3 separate regions of the Homo sapiens genome follow, and regions 1 and 2 are each linked to region 3. A link is a contact called in ENCODE Hi-C data. All regions are on one chromosome and are shown on one strand. The core of a region is the stretch at or near the end of the contact, and the rest is flanking DNA. Distances in the headings are between cores, read along the strand shown.

Evidence for each region. A loop is a pair of places that touch in the nucleus more often than their neighbours do. Pooled maps may share reads with other maps.
Region 1: a loop to region 3 is called in a map of B cell, with 14 times the contacts of the local background. The contact joins the promoter of SAYSD1 here to the promoter of FOXP4 in region 3. A Hi-C loop is called at or near these places in 2 of 168 maps with a recorded cell type or tissue (B cell and dorsolateral prefrontal cortex) and 9 of 50 pooled maps.
Region 2: a loop to region 3 is called in a map of CD8-positive, alpha-beta T cell, with 15 times the contacts of the local background. The contact joins the promoter of VEGFA here to the promoter of FOXP4 in region 3. A Hi-C loop is called at or near these places in 2 of 168 maps with a recorded cell type or tissue (CD8-positive, alpha-beta T cell and naive thymus-derived CD4-positive, alpha-beta T cell) and 8 of 50 pooled maps.

What each region holds. Positions count from the first base shown.
Region 1 is chr6:39,113,791-39,116,490 of GRCh38, forward strand. It overlaps SAYSD1 (SAYSVFN motif domain containing 1), which reads right to left and starts at 1,396. Exons shown (of 2, transcript NM_018322.3): 1 at 1,093-1,396. The coding sequence starts at 1,299. RefSeq lists an enhancer at 990-1,279.
Region 2 is chr6:43,768,848-43,771,547 of GRCh38, forward strand. VEGFA (vascular endothelial growth factor A) reads left to right here and starts at 1,364. Exons shown (of 8, transcript NM_003376.6): 1 at 1,364-2,465. The coding sequence starts at 1,860. RefSeq lists silencers at 1,177-1,426, 1,804-2,700 and enhancers at 1,789-2,554, 2,555-2,700.
Region 3 is chr6:41,545,057-41,547,756 of GRCh38, forward strand. It overlaps FOXP4 (forkhead box P4), which reads left to right and starts at 1,325. Exons shown (of 17, transcript NM_001012426.2): 1 at 1,325-1,811. The region is part of intron 1 of FOXP4-AS1 (FOXP4 antisense RNA 1); the gene reads right to left. RefSeq lists silencers at 672-941, 1,272-1,951, 2,022-2,201, 2,492-2,641 and an enhancer at 1,012-1,121.

The DNA.
Region 1 (2,700 bases), core at 146-2,645, 2.4 Mb before region 3:
AGTCAACAATAAAATTATCCAAAGACAATTAACACAAACTGCACACAAGGAAATGGATTGTCTGAACTCTGCTGCGCTCTTTTCACCTTTCTGCAAGTCAGCTGGAATCCTGTATATCACTGAGAATATCAAATCAAAATTGAGTAATAGGTTCAGTAATTTTTAAAAATTCCCTCAAATCAAATGTTGTGCAATAATAGATGAACTTACAGGAAATAATTTTAAGGTGAGCAAGGTACACTTTTCTTCCAGTATATTTTCATTTTAAAAGGAATTTTTTAGTTCTTATTGCACTTATGAGGAACAAAGCACTGGGCACAAATTGTTACAAAGCACTCATCCCTTGATATGTTTTGTCTTGTATTTCCACATAGACATTTCAACCTCACTGCAAGCCACCTTACCATTTTACTGAGTTAAAACTAAATGAAAACACAAAAGGATGCAAATTAAATTCATCTGCAAAACAAGAGATTACCAAAACAATTAAATGTGAAAAGGTTATCATACTAAATCACTTTTTTTTGTTTGTGTCTTGAACATTCACTATGGAACTGGAATAAGCTTCTGCCACTACCGGCAGTTACAGCTACCACACTTTGGTAAATTCTGTATTCAAACGCATTTCTAAGTCACAGGCTATCTGGGCTACTAGCTGCATGTGCCCCAGGTGCGAATCAAATGAAGTTTTAATTACTGCTACTTGTGATCGGTATCCAATTAGACCTTTTACCCTCCTCCATTAGCAGAGGGCTGTGGCTCAACTTGGTTGTGGAGAGGTTTCCCAATGCCACAGGGCGTCACGATAACTCAATTCGGAGTGAATAATTTAAGAGCAGAGGTGCTTTCTCCCAGGACCCTCGACTCTCGCTGGAATCAGGACCTGCGTGGGTCGCGGGCTGGAAAGAAAATGTCAAAACTGGTAACAGTGCTGACACGTGTGGCCGGAGATGAGCGGTCCGGCCCTCGATCAGGATGGGGGGCCAGTAGCCCCGCCTCCGGCAGCTAGGGCCACACCCCCGGCAGCTAGGGCCGCGCCCTCGACTGTGGCTCCGAGGCCAGGTCCTAGGGCCGAAGTTTCCATCGTCTCACCTGAACTAGGCCGGGCTGGGCCCGGGCACTCGCGGGCCTAGGTTTCCATACCAGGAACCGCTTTAGCCAGCCTGGGGCTGCCTTTAGAGTCGCTGCTGCTTCCGCCTTCTCTCCTGGGGTTTGTGCGCCCTGACTGGCAGCAGGGGGTTGGGCCGCCAGACCCGCCCGTTTCCGCGCCGCCCGAAACTCAGCTAACCGCTGTTCCATGGCGCGCGCCTCGCGTCCGTTGGCCGATAAGGGAGCGCGCGCCCGCAGGCCGCACAGCAGTTGCCTCCGCTCGGCCCGCGCCGGCCGCCGTGCGCCTGCGTGGCAGAAGCCCCTGCTGAGCATGCGCACTGGTGTGACCCGCGTCTCCTCCGTTTGTGAAGTCTGGCGGGTCGCGTGTATACTCAGCCGTTCTCTCTTCACAGGCACGTGGACACAGTGTCACCTCCTCAAGCCAAGTCTAAAGCACAGGGCTGCCCCATTGCCCTCTCCCAAAGGCCGCTCTGCCTTGCTGCATCTCACTTAAGGGCTCGAGGCCCCACTGATCCAGCGTCCTGTATTCGGGATCTCTGTTGCTGGGCCCCAATGAACAGCGCCACAGTGAGAAGATGGTTCCAGGGGTTAGGAGAGGCCCGTGATCTCTACGACATTCCAGCGTCAGAGGAATAACAGGCTACATCTTACCCTTTTTCTCTTATCAAGGAAAGGGTATGCCAATCTTAGTACCTGGAGGGTGACTTTCTCACTGCTCACAAAGCAGGCTGTGCAGCTCCATCATTGGTCTTGCCACGTTGGGAAATTATCTCGTTTTGTGTCTAGATACGTCAGAACCTTAAAAAAACCAACAACAAAAACTTTTATTGGGGTGCAACATAAAATACACATCTTAAGAATATGACTCAGTAGATTTGCTCTTATGTATGCACCTGTGTAACTACCACCCAGATGGAGAGAAAGAACATTTCTGTACTCTGGGAGTTTCCTTGTGCCCTCTCCCAATCAGTACCCTCCCAAAAGGACACAGTTCAGGTTAGGGGCTGTTTTATACGTTCTTAAAGCTGTAAGCATCTAGCTAAGTGTCACTTACATAATTAAGACTCAAATATTTGTTGGATCTGGCTGAGGGTGACTCGAGAAATTAGACAAATTAGAACAGAGTCATCCATTCATTTAACAGACGTTTACCTAGGGCCTGCTCTGTCTAAAGTCACAGGCACTGGGGATGCTGGGATGAAAGGAAAAAACAAACAAAAACCTGTTTTCTTAGAGCTTACACTCCAAATGGAAATACAGACAATAAACAAATGTGTATCTACATATTTCATGTCATATCAGGTACTGATAAGTGCTGTGAAGAAAAGTGAAGCAAAGTAGGCAATGGTGGAGGTATTAGAGAAGACCTCCCTGAAGGTTTGTCATTTGGGCATAGACTTAAATGAGTGAGGTATGTAGATATCTGAACAGGAGTGTTTCAGTCAGAGGAACAAGTGCAAAGGTCCCGAGGCCTCAAATAGCACGCTTGACTTGTTCACAGAACATCAGGGAGGCTGTTATGACTGGATTGGAAGGAGGGAGAGGGAGGCAGGGAGGGAGGGAGGGAAGGAGGGAAGGAGGGAGAGAGGG
Region 2 (2,700 bases), core at 114-2,613, 2.2 Mb after region 3:
GGGGGCTTGGAGGTAAGGGAGGGGACTGGGGGAAGGATAGGGGAGAAGCTGTGAGCCTGGAGAAGTAGCCAAGGGATCCTGAGGGAATGGGGGAGCTGAGACGAAACCCCCATTTCTATTCAGAAGATGAGCTATGAGTCTGGGCTTGGGCTGATAGAAGCCTTGGCCCCTGGCCTGGTGGGAGCTCTGGGCAGCTGGCCTACAGACGTTCCTTAGTGCTGGCGGGTAGGTTTGAATCATCACGCAGGCCCTGGCCTCCACCCGCCCCCACCAGCCCCCTGGCCTCAGTTCCCTGGCAACATCTGGGGTTGGGGGGGCAGCAGGAACAAGGGCCTCTGTCTGCCCAGCTGCCTCCCCCTTTGGGTTTTGCCAGACTCCACAGTGCATACGTGGGCTCCAACAGGTCCTCTTCCCTCCCAGTCACTGACTAACCCCGGAACCACACAGCTTCCCGTTCTCAGCTCCACAAACTTGGTGCCAAATTCTTCTCCCCTGGGAAGCATCCCTGGACACTTCCCAAAGGACCCCAGTCACTCCAGCCTGTTGGCTGCCGCTCACTTTGATGTCTGCAGGCCAGATGAGGGCTCCAGATGGCACATTGTCAGAGGGACACACTGTGGCCCCTGTGCCCAGCCCTGGGCTCTCTGTACATGAAGCAACTCCAGTCCCAAATATGTAGCTGTTTGGGAGGTCAGAAATAGGGGGTCCAGGAGCAAACTCCCCCCACCCCCTTTCCAAAGCCCATTCCCTCTTTAGCCAGAGCCGGGGTGTGCAGACGGCAGTCACTAGGGGGCGCTCGGCCACCACAGGGAAGCTGGGTGAATGGAGCGAGCAGCGTCTTCGAGAGTGAGGACGTGTGTGTCTGTGTGGGTGAGTGAGTGTGTGCGTGTGGGGTTGAGGGCGTTGGAGCGGGGAGAAGGCCAGGGGTCACTCCAGGATTCCAATAGATCTGTGTGTCCCTCTCCCCACCCGTCCCTGTCCGGCTCTCCGCCTTCCCCTGCCCCCTTCAATATTCCTAGCAAAGAGGGAACGGCTCTCAGGCCCTGTCCGCACGTAACCTCACTTTCCTGCTCCCTCCTCGCCAATGCCCCGCGGGCGCGTGTCTCTGGACAGAGTTTCCGGGGGCGGATGGGTAATTTTCAGGCTGTGAACCTTGGTGGGGGTCGAGCTTCCCCTTCATTGCGGCGGGCTGCGGGCCAGGCTTCACTGAGCGTCCGCAGAGCCCGGGCCCGAGCCGCGTGTGGAAGGGCTGAGGCTCGCCTGTCCCCGCCCCCCGGGGCGGGCCGGGGGCGGGGTCCCGGCGGGGCGGAGCCATGCGCCCCCCCCTTTTTTTTTTAAAAGTCGGCTGGTAGCGGGGAGGATCGCGGAGGCTTGGGGCAGCCGGGTAGCTCGGAGGTCGTGGCGCTGGGGGCTAGCACCAGCGCTCTGTCGGGAGGCGCAGCGGTTAGGTGGACCGGTCAGCGGACTCACCGGCCAGGGCGCTCGGTGCTGGAATTTGATATTCATTGATCCGGGTTTTATCCCTCTTCTTTTTTCTTAAACATTTTTTTTTAAAACTGTATTGTTTCTCGTTTTAATTTATTTTTGCTTGCCATTCCCCACTTGAATCGGGCCGACGGCTTGGGGAGATTGCTCTACTTCCCCAAATCACTGTGGATTTTGGAAACCAGCAGAAAGAGGAAAGAGGTAGCAAGAGCTCCAGAGAGAAGTCGAGGAAGAGAGAGACGGGGTCAGAGAGAGCGCGCGGGCGTGCGAGCAGCGAAAGCGACAGGGGCAAAGTGAGTGACCTGCTTTTGGGGGTGACCGCCGGAGCGCGGCGTGAGCCCTCCCCCTTGGGATCCCGCAGCTGACCAGTCGCGCTGACGGACAGACAGACAGACACCGCCCCCAGCCCCAGCTACCACCTCCTCCCCGGCCGGCGGCGGACAGTGGACGCGGCGGCGAGCCGCGGGCAGGGGCCGGAGCCCGCGCCCGGAGGCGGGGTGGAGGGGGTCGGGGCTCGCGGCGTCGCACTGAAACTTTTCGTCCAACTTCTGGGCTGTTCTCGCTTCGGAGGAGCCGTGGTCCGCGCGGGGGAAGCCGAGCCGAGCGGAGCCGCGAGAAGTGCTAGCTCGGGCCGGGAGGAGCCGCAGCCGGAGGAGGGGGAGGAGGAAGAAGAGAAGGAAGAGGAGAGGGGGCCGCAGTGGCGACTCGGCGCTCGGAAGCCGGGCTCATGGACGGGTGAGGCGGCGGTGTGCGCAGACAGTGCTCCAGCCGCGCGCGCTCCCCAGGCCCTGGCCCGGGCCTCGGGCCGGGGAGGAAGAGTAGCTCGCCGAGGCGCCGAGGAGAGCGGGCCGCCCCACAGCCCGAGCCGGAGAGGGAGCGCGAGCCGCGCCGGCCCCGGTCGGGCCTCCGAAACCATGAACTTTCTGCTGTCTTGGGTGCATTGGAGCCTTGCCTTGCTGCTCTACCTCCACCATGCCAAGGTAAGCGGTCGTGCCCTGCTGGCGCCGCGGGCCGCTGCGAGCGCCTCTCCCGGCTGGGGACGTGCGTGCGAGCGCGCGCGTGGGGGCTCCGTGCCCCACGCGGGTCCATGGGCACCAGGCGTGCGGCGTCCCCCTCTGTCGTCTTAGGTGCAGGGGGAGGGGGCGCGCGCGCTAGGTGGGAGGGTACCCGGAGAGAGGCTCACCGCCCACGCGGGCCCTGCCCACCCACCGGAGT
Region 3 (2,700 bases), core at 75-2,574:
ACAACCCAAGAGGGTGCCTCCTCTCTGAGGTCCCCTTTTCTTTCAAGGACCACTGGAACGGCCAAGAAATCCCCTCCCCCCAGGCAACTAAGCATCAATCCTTGCAGCTCCGACCCCACACCTCAGGCTTCCAGCTCCCACTCCACAGGGGCTCACATACTATGCCAGCCTCTTGTCCACCTGCCTGAGGATTTAGGGCCAGGAGAGGCTTCAAGAGCCACTGTCTTCTTGTCCTGATCCCACAACAGGATCCTCCCTTGGTCATGGGGACCCGGCATCACTGAGCTGGGTTGGGGTACTTCATGAGGACCCCTGAGGCCTCCTTCACTTCTCCCCACCCCCAACACATGCAGACAGATGGGAGATGTTTCCGGCGTGTGTGGGGCGGGGAGGGGGACGGGTATTGAGATTTCCACGGGACTCTGAGTGGTGCGTCTGCTAACAACACAGCCCTCCCCCTTGGGCCGTGGGCATTTCCTCACCCAGACCTCCCCCTCCCAACCCAAACACACCATCGCCGCCACCACCACAATCCCTCCAGTCCCCCTGGGCAAAAGCGATGTTCAGAGACGCGGGGTTTTGTTTACAATCTAATTTGTCCGGATAATTGCCTCAACTTTGCACTTCACTTTGCCCGCATGGCTCTGGCCTTGGGCCCCTTCTTCACTGGTTCGCAGAGCACTTTACGGGAAATTCCCTTTCCGCAGAGGGAGGCAGTGCGCGCCAGGGGGTGACCGTTCACAAAGCCCTGAAGGGGCCTCCCCACCTTCTACCCTCGGCTCAGGAAGCCCACCCCCAGCCCCCACGCAGTGGGGAGCAGGAGGGAGGCCAGACAGGGCCCGGGCCTGACACTGGCTCCGTCTCTGGGCCCCCGGCCACTCCCCGCGCCGAGCGCAGCCCGCCGGGAACCAGTGAACCGTGTGGGATCAGGACTTGGCCGTACCTTCAGACTCCAGGGGATGGCCGGGGTTTGCAAGCGCCCCATAGGATTAGTCCGAGGCCAGGGTGAATCCCTGGGGTCCCTCCACCTACCATCTTTTTCAGATCTGCCGCCTCACGTCTTCTCCCCACGTTCCCATTTTTCCTCCCCTAAAGTTTGGTGCACGTGGTTTTCTCTCGCTCTCAGCGGGCTGCCAGGCGGGGTGAAAGTTGCTGCACCTGCTTTAGGCGAATTATGGTAGCACTAGAAGTTGGTCTCCCCTCCCTCCGCCGCTTGCTCTCTCGCTCCCTCCTCCCTCGCTCTCCGCGCGCTCCCTCCTTCCCTCTCCACCCTCCTCCTCCCCCGCCCCCTCCCGCCCCGCCCGCGCGCCGCCCGCTCGCAGCCACTCGCAGCCCAGGCTCAGTCGCAGCCCCTCGGAGTCCGGAGCCCGCCGTCCCTGCGGACCGGACAGTGCGGCCGGCGGCCGGCGGCCGGGACGGAGCCCCCAGCCCGCGAGGAGGGCGCGGCGCAGGCGGCGGCGGCGCGGCGGGGAGGAGCCCGGGCCGGAACCAGGGCTGGGCCGGGGGCGGGGACGCCGGGGTCCGGGAGCCCGGGAGCCGGAGCGAGCTGACGAGCGTCGCGGAAGGACCGGGAAGGAAGAGCGGAGCCGGAGCGAGCCAAGCAGCCCACAAAGTGCCATGCCCCGGCGGGGTTGAGGCGCGCGGCGGTCGGCCCGGCGCGCTGGGAGGACGCCCGGGAGCTGCGCGACGCGGGGCGGCGCGGAAGGGCAGCCCCGGCGGGCGGCGGCGGGCCCGGGCTGCGACCGGAGCGAGCCCCATGCCCCGCGCGGGCTGACGGGCCGGAGCCCGCACGGAGCGGCCGGGCGGGACAGGTAGGTGGCGGGTCGGGCCCAGGGACGTGGGTGGGGGCTGGGCGGGCGACCAGACCAACTCCCTCGCTCGCGCACTCTCTCGCCCGCTCGCTGGCTCACTTTGTGTTTGCAAACTGCCCGCCCGAGACGCGCTGGGCGCCGGGCGCCAGGAGGAGCCGGGCCCGGGCCGGCGCACTTTGTTCCAGCCAGGGCCGGCCGTGGCGCACTGACCCCGCGCAGCCGCGACATTCCGCCCCTGGCCCGGGCCCCAGCGGGCCGGAGCTGCCTCGGGAACAGGTGGGGGCTGTGGCGCGGCGGGAGTGGGGGCAGCCGGAGGCCGGGGCGGGGAGGGGGGCGGCCGGAGAGGCCACCGAGGCCCGCCCTTCCCCAAGAATCTGGGCCCCGCCCCCTCCCCGCCGGGCCTCTGGGAATGGGGTGTACGGGGGCGCGACCCCCTCCCCGCCCCGAGTCAGACAAAGAATACTTCCCGGCCCAGACTTTCCAGAGCTGGGAAGGGAAGTGGCTCCCCCCAACTCTAGTCGGTACCGGACTCCCCAGGACGCGCCGGAGACAGATGAAAATGGGGGCAAGAGAGCGGGGGATCGCGGTCCTACCCGCCGTGTCGTCTCTGGTGAAGAGGGGACTTGTCTTGCTGAGGTCGCACCTCGGAAGTGCCAGGGCCAGTCAGCCCCTTTTCCATCGCTCGGTCAGCTCGGGGATAGAGCGGAAAACTTCTTGGGGACTTGAGAGCGTCTGGAAATGGCCCCTGTGATTTGTGCGCCGGAGGTGGAGGGTGGGGAAACGATCTGGCTGACACCTCTACTCACCCGCTGTGGAGAGAGCTCCCGCTTCACCACTTAAGGGGGGAAGAGAGGGCGGCCACGGGGGCCCGGAGGCCACCAGGGAAGGA